2 separate regions of the Homo sapiens genome follow, and region 1 is linked to region 2. A link is a loop called in an ENCODE intact Hi-C map of the cell type or tissue named here. Cell type or tissue: IMR-90. All regions are shown on one strand. Each heading gives the region's core, and the rest is flanking DNA. Links, peaks and the distances in the headings are about the cores only. Region 1 has its middle 29 kb from the start of LINC00963. Region 2 overlaps C9orf50 (chromosome 9 open reading frame 50).

What was found. Hi-C counts contacts between places; a loop is a spot of excess contacts. Peaks named below come from ENCODE experiments on the same cell type or tissue, not always from the same donor. Only the 100,000 strongest peaks of a DNase experiment are listed, where the experiment ranks them.
Region 1: a loop joins it to region 2, with 11 times the contacts of the local background. A loop is called at or near these places in 6 of 110 quality-filtered maps.

The regions. Positions count from the first base shown.
Region 1 is chr9:129,454,363-129,464,049 of GRCh38, forward strand. No RefSeq gene overlaps it. Among named protein-coding and RNA genes, the nearest start is that of LINC00963, 29 kb to the right of the region's middle. RefSeq lists enhancers at 4,324-4,373, 4,750-5,271, 5,272-5,792, 5,924-6,547 and a silencer at 6,187-6,476. In IMR-90, for the core only: a CTCF peak has its summit at 6,235 (motif pointing right); a DNase peak (open chromatin) is centred at 6,129; H3K4me3 peaks cover 409 bases; H3K27ac peaks cover 1,447 bases.
Region 2 is chr9:129,605,875-129,614,949 of GRCh38, forward strand. It overlaps C9orf50 (chromosome 9 open reading frame 50), which reads right to left. Exons shown (of 7, transcript NM_199350.4): 5 at 7,561-7,723; 6 at 7,233-7,377; 7 at 6,351-6,580. The coding sequence ends at 6,473. It also overlaps a transcript of NTMT1 not described here. Among named protein-coding and RNA genes, the nearest start is that of C9orf50, 11 kb to the right of the region's middle. RefSeq lists enhancers at 1,008-1,645, 5,188-5,689, 5,277-5,366, 5,690-6,189 and silencers at 4,804-4,853, 4,884-4,933. In IMR-90, for the core only: CTCF peaks have their summits at 4,834 (motif pointing left) and 5,371 (motif pointing right); a DNase peak (open chromatin) is centred at 1,727; H3K4me3 peaks cover 886 bases; H3K27ac peaks cover 2,038 bases.

The DNA.
Region 1 (9,687 bases), core at 1,688-9,687, 150 kb before region 2:
TGGTGGGTGGTGGAGGTGGTGGATGGTGGGGGTGGTGGGTGGTGGAGGTGGTGGGTGGTGGAGGTGGTGGATGGTGGGGGTGGTGGGTGGTGGAGGTGGTGGAGGTGGTGGGTGGTGGAGGTGGTGGGTGGTGGAGGTGGTGGAGGTGGAGGTGGTGGAGGTGGAGGTGGTGGAGACGGTGGGTGGAGGTGGTGGGTGGAGGAGGTGGTGGGTGGTGGAGGTGGGTGGAGGAGGTGGTGTGTGGCAGTGGTGGGTGGTGGAGGCGGTGGGTGGCGGAGGTGGAGGTGGTGGATGGCAGTGGTGGGTGGAGGTGGTGGGTGGCAGAGGTGGCAGTGGTGGGTGGTGGAGGTAGTGGGTGGCAGGGTGGATGAATGGAAAGGAGACAAGGTTGGCTCAGGCAGGCTGAGGTTTGCCCTATCTCTCCATCCCCCCACCATGGATTGGCAGAATGAGTAGGAATCTTTCTCTCCTGACTCCTCCTCAGACCCCTCAGCTTCCTCAGGGCACACCCTACACTGGATGGGACCCACTGGGCACTGCAGCCGGAGATGTAACTGGCACCAGGAACCTCCCTCCATCTTATCCGTGTCCCACAACTCTTCACCCGTGGGTGTCTTTTTGCCGACTGGTCTGATTACTGGCGAGAACCTGGTGTTTGGGGATGAAAGAAGTTCAGGTCTCCTCTACACATCCATTTTCTTCCTTCGTCCTTTCTCACCTTCTGCCTCCTCCTCCTCCTCCCATGTCTTTCCAGCAAAGCACAGGATACCCAGATGGCTTGGGCCAGGTTGAAGGCACAGCCATAGCCAGCAACCAGCCACCCGAGCCCTGCTGCCTTCGGCCCCAGCTGGCCCAGCCAGCGCGGGTCCCTGCTGCCTGGTGCCCACCCCACCCACCCGGCAGCTCCGATTTTCAGCTTGGGTTTGATCGGCTGCCAGGATCTCCCAAATGTCAGCTGCAACGTTAGCATCTTTAAGAGAGCGCCCGAGGCGATCTTTAAGCTGGGAGGCTGGGGCCCCATGCTGATGAGAGGAGTCTGCTCTGAGCTGACAGCTCTGCCTCCTGCCTCCCCAGCCTCGGTTCTGGGAGCCTGTGGCCCCCACTCCTTCAGGCTGGACGGCAGCAGGACTCTTTTTTGAGCCTGGGTGAAGCAGGGCTTTGCCAGCTGAGATCAGTCCCTACAGCAGCCCGCACCAGGGAGCCCCAAGGAGGAGGGGAGAGGCCTAACCCAGAGAGGGAGTGGATGCATATTTGTTAACTGAATGGCTGCATGAACCTCCAAAGCTGCCTTAGAGGCGAGTGCTGATGGCACTTTCTGCCCTGCCATCACCTTCAGGGGGAGATGCTCAGGGTGGGGACACAGGCAAAGGTGCCAAACTCTGGAGTCAGACCGAGGGGCCGGGGCTGGTGTCCCAGATCTAGCCTGTGGGAGCTGTGTGACCTTGGAGAAGTTGCCGGCCCTCTCTGAGCCTCAGCTTCCCCATCGGTGAAGCGTGTGTGCTAGGGGATAGAATGCCAGCTGCATAGAGTTGTTGGGGAATCCAGTGAGATGAAGAGATGGGAACACCTGCTACCTTGCAGACACATAGTAAGTACTCAAGGAAGTCAGTCCCTTCCTCTTCCCCCCTCCCTTCCCTCTCCTCCCCTGCCCTTCCTTCTCCTCCCCCAGGGCTTTCTATGCCCTGTCACTGAAGGGCTGAAGCGCTCTCACTGTTTAAAGCCTCCATGTTTTCCCTTCCAACCCTCAGAAGGACAGGAGCGATTATTCTTATTCTGTTGTCAAGGGCCACACAGCAGGTTGGAAGCAGATGTGGAGGCTGCCCAGTTCCAGACCAGCTTGTCCTGCTAGTGCCTGGTCCCAGGACTGGCTCAGGTGCCCATGGCATGCTCCCCTGTGCCCTGATAATCGATGTCCTTTTGCAGGGTGGTGAGGCTCTGAGAGTGAGCTAGTGGCTTGTTCTTTTTCCACATTTTTGAGGCCTCTATCTTGGGGCTGAAATACCCAGGTGGAGAAGTGAGTGACTCCGGAAAGGAAGGAAAGAAAAGAACCCAGAGTCTAATTCCCACCCAAGTGGAGGTGAGGCGGGAAGAAGGGGGGCTTGACCCTCTTACGTGGGAGTTGCAGCCTTGGTGGGACCTGTCAGAACTGGTGTGCTAAGCCAGGGGTGGGAGTCAGTGACTTCCACAGGGACAGTATCAGCAGTCAGCTCACAGAAGCATATGTTTCAGAACCAAAAGGTGTAGGAGCAAGGCTCAGAATAAAAATAAAATGAATGGATGGTGGGCAGTGGTAGGTGGATGGATGGAAACATGCGTGGATTGAGAATGGGTGAATGGGTGATGGTTGGCTGGATGGATGGATGATGGATGGGTGGGTGAATGGAGGGTGGATGGCTGTATGAGTGGGTGGTGAGTGGATGAGTGTGTGGAAGGGTGAGTGCATAGATAGGTGGATGGATGGGTAGATGGATGGATGGATGAGTAGATGGGTGGATGGATGGATGGACGGATGGATGGATGAGTGGAGGGATATGGGTGGGTGGTGAGTAGATGAATGTGTGGATGGGTGGGTACATAGACAGATGGTTGAATGGATGGATGGTGGATGAATGATGGATGGGTGGGTGGTGTGAGTGGATGCATGTCTGGATGGATGGGTGCATAGATAGGTGAATGGATGGGTGGATATGTGGATGGATGAGTGGATGGATGGATGGATGGATAGATGGGTGAGTGGAGGGTGGATGACTATATGGGTGGGTGGTGAGTGGATGAATGTGTGGATGGGTAGGTATATGAATGGATGGATGGATGGATGAGTAGATGGGTGGATGGATGGATGGATGGGTGAGTGGATGGATGGGTGGATGAATGGATGAGTAGATGGATGGATGGATGAGTGGGAGGGTATATGGATGGACGGATGGATGGATGGATGGATGAGTGGAGGGTGGATGACTATATGGGTGGGTGGTGAGTGGATGAATGTATGGATGAGTGGGTATATGGATGGGTGGATGGATGGATGAGTAGATGGGTGCGTGGATGGATGGATGAGTGGACGGAGGGGTGGATGAATGGATGAGTAGATGGGTGGATGGTTGGATGGATAGATGGATGGATGGATGGATGATGGATGAGTGGATGGATGTGTAGATGGGAAGATGGATTGGTGAGTGAGGTCTTGGATAGTTGGGTGGTGAGTGGATAAGTGAACGGACGGGTGGATAGAAGGGTGGGTGGATGGATGGATCAGCAGATGGATCAGCAGATGAGTGGGTGGAGGGGCAGATACATGGATGGGAGGATGGGCGGATAAATAAGTAGGCAGGTGGAGGTAGCACTGGCATACAGCAAAGAGCACACTGTTTGAGACTCAGAATTCTATTCATAGCAAAATCCGACATGGAAAACATCCACACTCCTGAATCTGGAAAAATCTGGCTGATACAAGTCGGGTTGAGACCATCTCTAAGGTCAAGGAAAAGTGGATTCTGATCCTAGTTCTCATGCTTGGTTCTGTGAGATCTGAGGCAAGTCACCACATCTCCCTAAGCCTCATTTTTTTCTATCTGAAAACGGATATAATAGCAGCATTCACCTTCCAGGATAGCCAGGACATCCTATGATAAAACGCATGTGGGTCTGGCGTGGTGGCTCATGCCTATAATCCCAATACTTTGGGAGGCCATAGCAGGAGGATCACTTGAACCCAAGAGTTTGAGACCAGCCTGGGCAACATAGGAAGACCCTATCTCTACAAAAAATTAAAAACAAAACAAAACAAAACAAAAGTCCCAGCTACTCGGGAGGCTGAGGTGGGAGGGTTGTGTAAACCTGCGAGGTTGAGGCTGCAGTGAGCCGTGATCATGCCACTGCACTCCAGCCTGGGTGACAGAGCCCGACCCTGTTTCAAAACAAAACAAAACAAAAACCACATGTGAGGCCCAGAGCAGGGCTTTGCGGGTGCTCAGGGAGGCAGAGTGGCTCTTGCTATCACCTCGATCCCTTGATCCAAACCACTCCTGCTTGTACAAACAAGTGTCACTTGTCCAAAAGCCTGGGTGCACAAAGGTTTCCCACAAAGGGAAGCTTCCAGAGAGTCAAGAACCCTGGGGAACAGGCAGGCTCACAGCCACGGCTGCTGCCTCCAGTGCGGTCGTTCTGTGGCCTGAGAGCGTCACGTGCTCCTCATCCTGGACCATCAGGGGCTGGCGCACCCATCAACAGCTGGGTGACCCTGGACCAGTGGCTTCACGCCCCTGGTCTTGGTGTCCTCACCTGTGAAACACGGGCCTGAGAGTTACCGAGGAGCTATGCAGTTTGTCTCCATATCACCATCTGGCTTGCCCCTAAGCCCCCTTTCGCCCCCTACCCCCACAGGGGCGAGGTCAGCACCCTCTGCAGCTGGAGCTTTGAATGTGGAAGCCTGGGGGAGGTTCTGGGGCTGACATGGGTGCTGAGCTGGGATGAAAGCACAGAACGCCTGGGGGGAGCCCCTCTCCCTCTCCCAGACTTTGCTCCCAACCCGTCCTGAGCTCCCCTGCTGGAGCCTCGAGGCAGGCCGAACTTTGCAGCCCTGTCTGCCCACGGTCCCTCCTGCTGTGACTCCCTGCAGCCTGCATTTCATAGTCAGTAGTGGGGGTGGGGGATCCTTGCTGTGGGCTGGAGAAGTCATGGGGCCCTCCTCACAGTGGAGCCTTAAGAGATTGCCCCTATAGCCCCTGCCCCCGGGGGACCCCGGATGCTTCGCTGATCCAAGGGGCACCCACAGAGTCCATGGAAGATTAGGCAGCCCCAGTGACGAGGTTGTTGGATCTGTGCCACTCAGACCTGAGCTCGGGAGAGGTGCCCGTGCAGAGGGGGTAGGATGGAGGTGCCCCAGGGGCAGCAACAACAGAAGGTCCCAGCTCCCTCCAGCCCTGGGCTACTTCCTCTCCTTCCCCAACGGCTGCAGACTCTGGTTAAAATGGCACCTCCGCCATCTGTCGTCCCTCCCCCACCCCGTGGGCACGGCTGTGACGGGGGGCTGGCTGGCCTCGTAAACAGGCGGCTGGCGGGTCCCCAGGGCCGGCGGGTGATAGGGCTTGTGCTGGCACCGAGGCCCAGCCAAGAGCTGGAGCCGGAGAGGCCCCAGGGCGGCCGAGCTGGGGGGGGTAGGCAGGATACCAGGTAGCAGGAAGGTTTCCGCGCCTGAGGGGGCCTGGGTGGTGCCCCAGCTACCTGGCCGCTCCGGGACCTGTGGGGCCCCTTCTCCTAAGTATGCCCACCCCATCCCCAGCATCTCCAGTCCCGGCCCTCTCACATTCGCCTCACCGCGCTTCTGCTGCGCTTAGAGAATCTTAAATCAACACTGGGGTGTGAGAAGCTCCATGGAGCCCCCTAACTCCCCCGCCACTGCAGCGTACACCATGCCGTGGGGATCCTTGCTTTACAACCAGGGAAACTGAGGCCAGAGATCAGGGAGGTGGGAAGGCTGGGCGTGGACCAGAACTTTCCTCCACCTGGTTGCCAGCTAGTGGCGGTTGTGGGGTGAGGGGCTGTCCCAGGGGCCAAGCTCGGGGCCCTGACACTGTAAACAAGCCTCCCAGCCTCAGTTTTTCCATCTGGGGAATGGTGGAATCAAGGCGGCTGCGGAGGCGGGAGGGCTGTCCTGTGAGCCAGAGAGCACTGGGGACCTGCCGTTCTCTCACAGTCCCCTCACCTCTCCACGAGGGAGGACTCGGGGGAGCATCCCGGGAGGGGCTAGGGGTGGGCGCCAGGGGTGCCTGGGAGGGAATCTGTCCGGGTCAGTTCCCTGGCTACCCCTCCCTCCCCCTACCACGGTGCTGCCGGCCGCCCCCTCCTCTCTCCCGCCTTCTGACTGCCAGCTCCTCCCCGCAAAGCCCTCAGACCCCAGCTGCAGGGATTTACAGCTTTGACCAGCAGCTCAGCCTCCCCCTGCTCCTCCTCCCTCCTCCCCCGCCTGCATCTCCCCCCTCCAGCCTCCCTCCCTCCTCCTCTCCATCTTTCCCCTCCATTCTCCTCCTCCCTCCTCCTCCCCCCTCTCTCCTCCCCTCCCTTCCTCCCTCCGCCCTCCCGCTCCCTCCCTCCCGCTCTCCGGGGGAAGAAAGGTCACCGTGCAGCTGATTACTCAGAGCTCAGTTGCTGTAGCAACCGGCGGGGGAAGTGGGACAGGCTGGCTTTGAGGACGCGCGAGGTCGGCCGCGGGCGGCTGGAGCCGGCGCGGGCCTCTGTGCGCCGCGAGAGGGAGGCCGCCTGCAGCCCGGCTGCTCGGCCGCCGCGGGCCCGGCTCCGGGGGTTCAGTTTTAATGAAGAATCCCTGCTCCCTTCTCGCGCCCCTCCCGCTTTCTGCCCACCTCCCTGGGGTCTGGAAGGAGAGGGTCGCCCCTCCCCGCTTTGGCTGCTAAACTCTCTGGCTCTCCCCCCGGCCGCTGCCTGGGTTCTGGTGGCTTCCTTCCTCCTCCTTGTCTGTCGGAGCTCAAGGGACAAGCCCTTTCCCTGGCGCGTGCCTGGTGAAACCCTCGCACCCTTCCCCACCCCCACAAGCCTTTGGCATGGCCTGGGAGACTCCGGGCATCTTCAACCCAGCCAGGGACAAGGGTCCGCGGAGGGTCTGGAGCCCCTCGTGGGCCTGGTGCCCACGGAGTGCCCACCCCTGCCCTCCAGGAGCCCCTGGGAAGGCAGCACTCTGTTCAAGGAGGAAGCCAGACCCAGCTACAAGGGAGGGACCCTCGGCTGATGCAAAGAGGCCGGAGCCCGCATCCCAGCACCGCCCCCGCCGGCTGTCTGCTGGTTCCTTCTCCAAGGCCTTCAGAGAGGATCCCTGAAGCTTGGCAGGGACAGACACAGGTTCTGGAGTGGGCTGGGCCTGAGTTCAAATCCCACACTCCAGTGGGACCCTCATCCACCGCTGATAGGAATGAGAAGTGGTTCGACTACTTTTGGAAAACATTTGGCACTTTTAAAAAAGTTGAACATACTCTTACCACGGATCTGACCATGGCACTCCGAGGCTTTTATCTCCAAGAAATGAAATCTCCACCGGCGCAGTGGCTCATGCCTGTAATCCCAGCACTTTGGGAGGCTGAGGCGGGCGGATCTCTTGAACCCAGGGGTCCAAGACCAGTCTAGGCAACATAGTGAGACCCTGTCTTTACAAAATATTTAAAGACTGGACGGGCGCGGTGGCTCATGCCTGTAATCCCAGCACTTTGGGAAGCCGAGACGGGCGGATCACGAGGTCAGGAAATCGAGACCATCCTGGCTAACACGGTGAAACCCCGTCTCTACTAAAAATACAAAAAATTAGCTGGGCATGGTGGTGGGTGCCTGTAGTCCCAGCTACTCTGGAGGCTGAGGCAGGAGAATGGCCTGAACCCGGGAGGTGGAGCTTGCAGTGAACAGAGATCATGCCACCGCACTCCAACCTGGGCGACAGAGCGAGAGTCTAAAAAAAAAAAACATATATGTATATATATATGCCGGGTGTGGTGGCTCACGGCTGTAACCTCAGCACTTTGGGAAGCCAAGGCAGGTGAATCACCTGAGGTCAGGAGTTCAAGACCAGCCTGGCCAACACGGTGAAACCCCATCTCTACAAAAAATACAAAAATTAGCCAGGCATGGTGGTGCATGCCTGTAATCCCAGCTACTTGGGAGGCAGAGACAGGAGAATCGCTTGAATCTGGGAGGCGGAGGTTGCAGTGAACCGAGATCATGCCACTGCACTCCAGCCTGGGCAGCAAGGGCGAAACTCCGTCTCAATTAAAAAAAAAAAAAAAAAGAATTAGCCAGGCATGGTGGTGCACACCTGTAGTCCCAGCTACTCAGGAGGCCGAGGTGAGAGGATCGCTTGAGCCAGGGAGGTTGAGGCCGCAGTGAGCCAAAATTACGCCACTGTACTCCAGCCTGGGCGACAGAGCGAGACCATGTCTCAAAAAAAAAAAAGAAAGAAAAGAAAAGAAAAGAAAAGAAAGAAAAAGAAAACAATGAAACTCACCTCCACACAGAGCCTTGCACATGAGTGTTCACAGCAGCTTTATTTGTAAAAGGCGGAAACTGGAGACAGCACAGTGTTGCTCCGTCCCGCAGGCAAAGGGAGCAACAGGTTGTGGCACATCCGTCCCATGGAAGGCGACTCACCAACAGGAACGACCGTGCACACAGCACCACAGCACCATGACCAGGAGAGGAGCCGGAACAACCGTGCACACAGCACCACAGCACCATGACTGGGAGAGGAGCCGGCAGCCACCAGCAAGGCATGGGGGATTGTGTCGGTGTGAAGTCCCGGAAGATGCGTGCGAGTCGGTAATGACAGAAAGCAGCTCTGTGGTTGCCTGGGGATGCTGGGGTCCAGGAAGGACTACAAATTGGCAATGGGAAACTTTTTCTTTCTTTTCTTTTCTTTTTTTTTTTTTTTAAGACAGGGTCTCACTGTCGCCCATGCTGGAGTGCAGTAGCGCAGTCATAGCTCACTGTGACACCTTCATCTCCTGGCTTCAGGTCTCAGCCTCCCAAGTAGCTGGGATCATAGACACATGCCACCATGCTTGGCTAATTTTTGTATGTATGTATGTATGTATGTATTTATTTATTTATTGTAGAGACAGGGTCTCTCTGTGTTGCCCAGGCTGGTCTCAAACTCCTGGTCTCAGATGATCCTCCTACCTTGGCCTCCCAAAGCACTGAGATTACAGGTGTGAGCCACTGTGCCCAGCCAGCATGAGGAAACTTTTGTTGGGACAGGAGGCAGTGGGGTGGGGTGGGGGTGGGTGTGTTCACCGTCTTGATGGTAGTGATGGTTTTAGGGGTGTGCTGCACCTGTGCCAAAGCTCATCAAGCTGTGCGATTTAAATATGTGCAGGTATCCAGTGTCCATTATGCCTCAATACATTGAAAAAGCAAATTCCTGCTCTACCATGTTGATGTTGGGTGGGTCACCTCATTTCTCACTCATGACAATGGAAGAAGGATGGTACCAGCCTCCTGGGTTGGTTCTGAGAATTCAGTTACACAGTGTTGGTAAATTGTTCGGCTCCATCCTGGGCAAATCATGGGTGCCTGATCCAGGGCAGATAACAGGACTGTAGGACTGCAGGACTGCAAGACAAAGCTGCTTCAGCTCGACCTCCACCACTCCTTCATGGCCTCCCATCAGAAGGGGAGCCCCTGCTCCGTGCCAGGCCTGGCCACTCCCTGGGTTAATAAGGGGGGAACAAGCCCTAACTCCATCCTCGTGGGCTGGCTGGGGTGACAGAGACAAACAGTGACAATTACAACCTAGGGAAGAGCGTTCCAGGCACGTGCAAAGGGCCTGTGCTGGTGGGACTACGGCACATTCCCGAATCCACAGGAAGGGCCTTTGTGGCTGAAGTGGGGGCAGCATGCAGGGCACAGACTGGCCCTGCAGCTTCTTGTGGGACCTGCTCAGGGGTGAGCACGGGGCCTTGTGAGGGTGCCAAGCCCCTGAATGCGGCTTGGAGGAGGCTGTGGCGTTGGCTCTGTGTTGGTGGAAATTCCAGCTTCCCTCTTCACTGCCATTTACTTCCTGTAAGCCTCAGATTCCCTGTCTGGTGAATGGGGGTAAGGACCCCCAATGAGATCTGACACAGAGCTCGGTGTTTGGAGGTCTGGGTTATGTCCACCTCCCTTGCGTCTGTCACACTGTGTTATAGTTTTCAG
Region 2 (9,075 bases), core at 1-8,000:
TGCCCATCTGACCAGCCTCGCTCCAGCCCCTCGGCCTCTCTGTCTGGCCGATTCTTCCAGGAGACCCTCTGCGACCCTCTCACCAGCCCTCCGCCCAGCCGCAGCTCAGCATCGCCATAATTTAGTGTCTGTGTATGGGGTAGCTACAGTCTGTGGGGCCCAGGGTAAAATGAAAAGCAGGACCCCTCGTGCCTCATGTATTGCAAATTTCAAGATGGCAACCACATAGCATGAAGCCTGTGCAGGGCCCTTCTAAGCCTGGGGCCCTGTGCGCCTGCAGGGGTCACACATCTGTGCAGCTGGCCCCATCTATATCTCCCCAATCCAGACACTGGCTCCCCAGGACAGAGTTTGCCAGGATAGCCAGCCTGGACGCACTGGCTATGGCCCTGCTGGGCTAGTGGAAATCTAGGCCAGCTTCCTGGAGGAAGAAACCTCAGCCTCAGAGGAGGCAGCTGCTCTGTGCTCCCCTGCACAGCTGCCTGAACCTCCCTTTCTTATATGATTTCTTATCTGGAGCTCAGCTGTGTGACCCTGGTCAAGTTACTTAACCTCTCTGTGGGCTGGTTTCTTGATCTGCAGGGATTGGGCCTACTCCCCAGAGATGTGCCCTCCTTCAAGGGGAGGTAAGCTTTAAGCACGGACGTGTTAGAGCAGCATCTGCAAATAGCACTTGCTCGATAGCTTTCGTCCTGATTCCTCTGCGATTTCCTGCTGGACTCTGAGCTTCATGAGGTCAGGGCCCGGGTTCATCTTGCTCTCACGGATTCCTGGCTGCCCTGATTAACATGGCCAGATAATCCACATGACCAGAACAGCTGTGGGCTGTGTTAGAAGTTACTAGAAGTTACTTGTGGCCGGCCTGGGGAGGTGACGTCCCCCAGAGAACATGCTTCGGGTCACTGAGATGGCTGCAAAGTGTATGGACCAGGACGTTCCTGTTGGAAGATTCTTTTGAGGTTTGCTGCGCTCTTCAGCCATCAGAGAAGTCTTCCCAGAGCCAGGCAGGGGGGCTCCCTGGGAGTTTGGGGGCATCACTGAAGCCCCCTCAGCTGCCAGGTGCAGTAAATAAGCCAGGGAAACATTGGTGGGTGAGTCTTTAAGGGTGCCCGGGCTCCATGATGGCAGAGGCAGAGGAGCTGCTCCCGGCTGCCGTGCTTGGGGTCCGAGTCTGACTGGGAGAATTCCAGAGCCCTAGAGACACCTGGCCCAGCCTGGTGAGTCCAATCCCTGCTTCTGGCCTAGACACCATCCAGCATCCAAAGCTGGCTCCGATGGGTCGAAACAGCAGTGAGCATCCCCCTTCTTGGTGCTGTTCATAGGGGAATGTTGAGGCTTGTGGGGCTGCCCGGAGGTGGTGTCACATGTCCCCATGGAAGGGTTTCACTGCCTCCAACAGGAAGGGGCAGACCATCTGTCACTTAGGGTGTATTTGGGAGGGAAGACAGAAGGACCCAGAGAGGCAGAAATGATGGGAAAGGGTGAGGGTGGGCAGGTGGTGGGGGTGGGGTCGAACAAATGGCCCCGATAAAGGCAGAGCAGCTGGAATGAGTGCTGGGCAGCCCCACACGGCTGGGAGCCAGGGTGTGTGGTGTGTGGTGTGGTGTGTGTGTGTGTGTGTGTGTGTGTGTGTGTGTGTGTGTCTATCTTGGCTAGGCGAACACCAGCCCTTCCCTCTGCCTGCTCAACAGCCCTCCCATGTCTGTTTCCTCCCCTGGTCCATGCTGAGAATTGCATCACCAGCCTTCCTGTGGGACCGGAAAGGCAGTAGCAGTCACTTGCCTTTCCCTGTGTGCCTCTGTGTTCTGACCACGCCCCCACCTGGCTGCCGTCAGAAAGCCCAGGTGTCCACCCCATGCCCTGCACAGAGGATTGAGGCCCTACTCTCTGCTCCCAAGGCCTCCCATCCCAGCACTTGTCACTGCATCCTGGAACTGCTCAATTTGAGCAATGCTCCCCATGACTCTAGGCTCCAGGGGCGGGGCTGCCCAGGCAGTTACCCACTCAGGGCCCAGCACGGGTGTGGTACTTGGCTGAGTCTCTTTGGGCTGCTTAACAGATGACCAGAGCCTAGGCAGCTCCGAAGCAATAGAGTGTATTCCTCCCAGGCTGCAGGCTGGCAGTCCGAGATCAGGGTGCTGGCATGGTCAGGTTCCCGTGAGGGCCCTCCTCCGGGTTGCACACTGCTGGCCTCTTGCGGTATCCGCACAAGGAGGAAGGGGCAAGGCCTTTCTGGGACCTCTTTTTCTTTTATTTTATTTCTTTTTTTTTTTTTTTTAGACAAAATCTTGCTCTGTTGCCCAGGCTGGAGTGCAGTGGCATGATCTCGGCTCACTGCAACCTCCGCATCTTGGGTTCAAGTTATTCTCCTGCTTCAGCCTCCCCAGTAGCTAGGATTGCAGGTGCCCACCACCATGCCCAGCTAATTTTTGTATTTTTAGTAGAGATGGGTTTCGCCATGTTGGCCAGGCTGGTCTCAAACTCCTGACCTCAGGTGATCCACCCACCTCGGCCTCCCAAAGTGCTGGGATTACGGGCGTGAGTCACAGCGCCCGGCCTCGGGCCTCTTTTATAAGGGCAGGAATCCCACTTGTGAGGGCTCCACCCTCATGACCTGATCACCCCTCAACGGCCCCACCTCCTCAAACCATCACATCAGACCTGGGGTTCCAGCATATGAATTTTGGGGGGACACGTTCAGTCCATAACAGAGCTGAATGAGCCGCCTGCAGAATGGCAATCGGCCCGTGGGGCAGCTGCCATCCCTGGAGCCCCACTTGGGGCTGGCTTCCCTTGGCCCTGCATCTACAGGGCTCCCTAGCTCCTGGCTCCCTCCTCTCCCTCCCACCAGGCTCCTGCCTGGAGCCAGCGCCCTCTTCCCCACTCCAGTCGTGGGTCCTGCCCACCAGCCTTGAGGCTTCCAGCTCCTTCCGGACCCTGTGCACCTGCCCAGTTCCACCCTCTCCAAATAAACGCCTCTCCTTCCTTGACCTTGCCCTGATCCTCCCTGCTCCGAGGTGCCCCATGTGCGGCAGGAAGAAGCAGCCTCCACAGGACTGCGCTCAGCGGGAGACGGGGCTTCCCCGTGAAGAGGTGCTGAGTGCGAATGCCCACTCCAACACCTGGTCACTGTGTGATCTTGAGAAAGAGTTGAGCCTCTCTGGGCCCTGGCTTCCCCAACAACCAAAGGCTGTACAGAGAGCGGCTTAGGAGAGAGCTCCTGTGTGCGCCGCCGAGGGCTCTGCTGGCTCAGGACATCTGTAGGACCAGTTCCAGCTCCAGTGGGCACCGCCAGCACGCCCAGGTGAGACCGCCTGAGCCCTCAGGGTTTCAGTGTCCTTATCAGCAAACGGGCTAAGGAGCCAGCTTGCAGGGGTGCAGAGGCGTGGGGAGGTGGGGACACCTAGAAAGGGGCAGTGACCTCCTGCCTCTCCCAGCTCTGCCTTCTGCCTTGGGTCAGAGTCATTCCTCCCCCTCCCCCCAACTAGACCGGGCTGCCACTCTCCCCTGCCCTGGCTGGGCACAGGACTGTCCATGACCAATGGCAGGCGTGGGGTTGGAGGGTGCGCCTGCCTTGATCCCAGCTGCTCAGATGGGTCTGAGTTGGGGGGAGCAGAGCTTTCCTGGCCTCCCTGACATGCTGCTTCCTGAAGCCCAGGAGGGGCAGCCCCCCCACCCCAAACCCCACCCCACCCCCGCCAGCCCTGAGTGGAAATGCCCCACGGAAAAGGGCCCTGTTGGGGCCCCTGGGGAGGCCCCCAATCTGGGGTCTCTGCCAAAGAGGGTGAGAGATAGGCCCCCGGAGGGCCCCCGGGGAAGAGCTGGGGTTGGGTCCATCCCCTGAATGCCTCGCTCCCTCTTCCTCATCCCCTGTTCATGGTGGGGGACATGCTGGTGGACAGACAAGTGGCTACAGAGGGCCAGGGGGAGGCGTCTGGGCCTCCAGGGCAGCAGATGACCCCGAATGTGGGGGCTGCGGCCCTGGGAGACCCCGTGAGAGGCCGTGTATGTGTGAGGTCGGCCTGTGTTCACCGGCTGTTTGTAGGGCAGGAGTCCGGGTATGTGTGTGGTGTGTGTGTCTGAAGGGGGTGTCTGTGGGGCGTTGTTTTGTCTGTGTACCGTGTGGGTGTGGCCCTGTGGTGTGCCTGTGTGTGTCTCGGGGTGCGTATCTCGGTGGTGGGTGTGAGTGCCGAAAGCGGCGGGACTGAGGCTTCCGTCCTCCATCTGTGGTCTGCGGGGAGGGAGTGGACAGCGCAGGGAGCGGACAGGAGCGCTGCGGGATCCCGGGGCCTTGCGGGCCGAGCCACAGGGGAGGGGGGAGGAGGGGGGGAGGAGGGAGGGGGAGGGGAAAGGGGGAGGGAGAGGGGAAAGGGGGGAAGGGGAGGGGTAAGCGGTAGGCGGGGGCCAGGTCTCCCTGCAGGCCCCGCCCCCCCCCCACCGGCGTGGTGCCCCCGGCGCGAGCAAGGGCGTGGAGTCCGGGGTCGCGGGGGCGCCGAGACCCGCCCCGGGGGCTCCACGCGGACTCCGGCTTCAGTGCTCGGCGCTGCCGCACGGCTGCAAGCCTAGCAATTTTGGGCTGAACAACAAAAGCGAGAGAGAGGGAAGTTGGGGGGCGGGGGCGGCGCGTTTCCCCCCACCCGCCAGGGCCGGTCGTGGGCTCGGAGCAGGTGCCAGGAGGTCGCGCGGCCGGAGCGGGGCTGTGCGGAGCCAGCAGCGCGGAGGCGGAGGCGGGCGGGCGCGAGCGCCGCGCGAGGGGAAAAGTTTCCGACCCTGGAGCGAGAGGCTGAGAAGTTTCGGCCGCGCCAGGCGGCGCCAAAGCCAGGCCAACACTGCCCCCGCGTGGGCGCGCCGCGGTGCTGCAGCCGGCGCAGGGGCCGGGGCCCGCCGCGACCCTTGGGGTAAACTGAGGCTCAGAGAGGGCGACGTGGGCTGCGCAAGGCCACCTGGAGGAGGGGCCGTAGAATCAGGCCTGCTGAGACGGGGGACGGGGCGTGAATGTCCAGAAAGGGAGACAGAAGGGAGGGGACGTCCCAGGGACTGAATCCCACTCCTCGTCCTAGATGTGTCTCCACCCCCTTCCTTCCAGTTACCTCCAGAGTCCAGCAATCAGGTACCCGGTGGAGGGGCGGTGGCAGTGCTGTCTTCTTCCCATCCCTGCAGAGTTTGTCTAAACTAACCCTAGCTCTATTGCCCTTCTTCTGGAGTTAGGGCGCCTCTCCCAAAAGGCGTCCCCCATCCACAACCCATCCCGGCCCTAAGGACCCCCACCAGCCACCGCCCAGGCCAGTCCCACCGTTTGCAGCCCATTCCTTTGCCATTAAACAAGGCGCCAGGGTGTGGATTCCCTGCTGTTTCCTCAGCGGCCAGGAGGTGGCGAGAAAGACCCGGATCCTGGGCAATGGCGCGGGTCTGGGGGCCACTGACAGCTTCAGGGAAAGAGGCGGCGGCTCAAACTTTCTCCAGGGGGCTGGAACGCAGGTGTGGCAGGGGCAAACCTGGTGGGCAGGGTCTGCCACCTTGTCTTTCGCCACCTCCTGATGCAGATTTGAACATCCACCCCCTCATCCCCAGACTAGGAGAGAAACCGTGGGCCCCAGCCCGTCCCACACAGGTGCTTTGCCTTCTGGGACCAGAGGGTGCCAACCCTTCCGGGGAAACGCATGAGACCAACACAGGGCTCTCTTCCCTCGGCTGGAGTCTGGACGCCCTCACTCCATTGTGGATGTCAGATGGAGGCTTGGTGGGGGAGGACAGAGGCTTGGGGTGGGGGTTCTCCACCCCTAGGCTGAGTTTCCAGCAGGTGCCTGCTTCAGGTGTGGGCTGATCTAGGTCAACAGAGGCTTGGTCCCAAGTTTTTTGGGTTTCGTTGTTGTTGTTGTTTGTTTGCTTGTTTTTTGAGACAAGGTCTTACTCTCTCGCCCAGGCTGGAGTGCAGTGGCGGGATCACAGCTCACTGCAGCCTCAACCACCTGGGCTCAAGCAATCTGCCCGCCTCAGCCTCCCAAGTACCTGGGGCTAGAGGCGTGGAGCACCACGCCCAGCTATTTTTTTTTCTTTTTTTAAGAGACAGGGTCTATGTTGCTCAGGCTGGTCTCAAACTCCTGGGCTCAAGCCATCCTCCCACCTCAGCCTTCCAAAGTTCTGGGATTACAGGCATGGACCATTGTGCCCAGCATGTTCCCAGGTTTCAGGTATGTGGCAGGGTCTCCCACCTTCCAGAAGAGGGGTTCACTACAAGTCCTGAACCCCAGGGATGCCCTGTCCCCACCCCTCAGCCTCATCCTGGCTGTGTCTCCATCCCCTTCCTTCCAGGAACCCCCAGAGACCAGCAACCAGGTACCCAGAAAGGCTTGTGGTGTGACACCTACTGGCAGGTCCCAGCCACCTGGGATGTGCCTTTATTTGTGGGGCAAGGAAGGACGCTCCTCATTGCCTGGCCCATGTGTGCCCCTGGCCTTGGGTTCGCGAGTGTTCACCTCTTATCTGGCTGCAGTGTTGCGGAGGCCAGGAGGAGATGGTACCCCTTAGGGCAGCCTTGCTTCAGGACCGACTGCAGCACCCGGTTGGGCAGGAGGGACTCCTAGAGTGAGACAGAGGACCAGCTGGCTGCTACCAGGACCTCGGGGCAGGGGACTGGGCTCCCAGTGGGATTCTGTGCTGAAGCCCTGTTGGGCAGGTAGTGCTGTCAGCCCCATTTTAAAAGATGAGGAAACAAATGCAAGGTCAAGCACGGTGGCTCTCGCCTGTAATCCCAGCAGTTTGGGAGGCCAAGGCGGACAGATCACCTGAGGTCAGGAGTTCAAGACCAGCCTGGCCAGCATAGTGAAACCCTGTCTCTACCGAAAATACAAAAATTAGCTGGGTGTGGTGGTGGGTGTCCCCATTGCAGAGGTTGCAGTGAGCCAAGATTGCACCACTGCACTCCAGCCTGGGCGACAGAGCAACACTCTGTCTCAAAAAAGCAAAGAGAGGAGAGGGGAGGGGAGGGGAGATGCAGAAAGGAACTGTGATCGGAACCCAGGCACCTGGCTTAGAGCCACCCCTTGACAGCTGCCCTTTGAGGGAGATGCAGGAACACAGGGCGTGGCCACTGCAAGCCCCCACGGTGACTTGGCTCTCAGGGAGGGTCCACTCCCAGCCCCAGCCACTCCACCAAACAGGGCTGCTCCCGGAGCCAGCTGCCAGCAGGGGCTCACCAGCTTCTAGGTCCAGGAGCAAGACCATTTGCCCACCTGCTCCAGGTTTCTGTGCGGGTCCAAGAAGGCTCGGAGGCTGCTTCGCGGCCTCTGAGCAGCGGCCTTCTTCCATGAACAGAAGGGCAGGCTGCTGTTCATGGAGGTGTCCTCAGAAAGGTAGCCCTGTGTCTTCTGGGTGGACCTGGGGGAGACAGGACCCCATGAGCTTCCTGGACTCTGAGTCCCCGGCCCACCCATGGCTGGCAGGGCCCTTGAGGACCCACACTGGCAACCCGCCTGCTGCTGGGTGGGGAGGTCTGTAGGCAAGGGGGGTGGAGGGCCCTGGCAATGTCCACGAGTCCCATCCGCTTCCCTGGAGCCTCACAGGCCAGCGCAGTCCCAACACGAGGAGCTGGCCAGGGTCTCCTCCTTGGCCCCAGGGTACAGGGCTTTGGGCAAACTCTCCAGCCGTTTTCCGACACTCCCAAACACCCGCTCGGACGCCACTGGCAGGGCGGCCTTCTGGTTCACAATGACGCTCTGTTGGACTGCAGGAAAGAGGGCAGGGTGAGATCTCTGCCCAGGAGGAGGGCACTGGTGCCCCCACCCTCTTTTCCTCCCTCTGGCAGGCAGGGCCGGTCAGAGCCCTGTCTCCATGGCAACCCCAGGCTCCCCAGCGCCTTCTGGCTGCCTCCAGAGAAGCCTTGGGTTTTAAAACCACCTTGCGTGACCATTTCTGTTATACCCAAGCTGTGCCCCTGCGCACCCCCACTCACGCTGCAGCCGGAAGCGTGCCCCCTTTCTCGCAGTGGGGAGACCACTTACCCCATCATAGAAATCCCAGAAACCATGCTGAGAGCGTTGAGGGCTTCAGGGAGGGCTGTCTCAGGGATGGGGGCTCTTCCTGTCCAACAGCAGCCATGCGAGGTGGTCCAAGGACCCTGAGTTCCCCAATGGCTGCCCCAGGATGGAAAGGGCTGGGAAGCAGCAGGCTGGCCCCCACGTCTCCTGGGCACCCTGCTGCCCGGGACACCATGATAGCTCCTTATGGCCAGTGGCTGACACGGAATCATCTCCTGTATGCACCAACTGCCATTCACATGAAATTGTTTCTCTTGGGCTTGTCCTGGCCTTGGATTCCCAAGAGGGGCCCGGGGTCACTCTGGCTTCTATATGTGGCTCTGCGTCACCCACACAAGCCCATCCTGCTTCTGGGGCCTTGGTTTCCCCACCAAACAAACAGAAGTTGGGCAAAAATCACAGCTTCTAACTCCAGCTTCCTGTCACGCTAAGGAGGCTGCGTCAGATCCCTCCCAAATCAGCGAAGGTCCTAGGTTTGCAGGGCATCGCCCACAGCTAGACCTTGAGGCAGACATTTCCTGAAACTGCACATAGTGGGTGCTCAATAAACAGCTAGAGGACATTGACTGTTGGGGACCCTGGGGGCTGCTGGATCCTGAGAAGAGGCTGGGCACACAGAAAAAGGTGGAGCTTAGTCAAGGTTATACCAGAGTAAGAACAGGGACTTCTCGCCTGCTTCTCGAGACACACTTCAGAAAATTCACTGGGAATGGCCAGGCGCGGTGGCTCATGCCTGTAATCCCAGCACTTTGGGAGGCAGAGGCAGGTGGATCCCTGAGGTCAGGAGTTCGAGACCACCCTGGTCAACATGGAGAAACCCCGTCTCTACTAAAAATACAAAATTAGCCAGGGGCGGTGGCGCATGCCTGTAATCCCAGGTACTCAGGAGGCTGAGGCAGGAGAATGGCATGAACCCGGGAGGTGGAGCTTGCAGCGAGCCGAGATCGCGCCACTGCACTCCAGCCTGGGCGACAGAGTGAGACTCCGTATCAGAAAAAAAAAAAGAAAAAGAAAACTCACTGGGAACTGCAAAACAGAC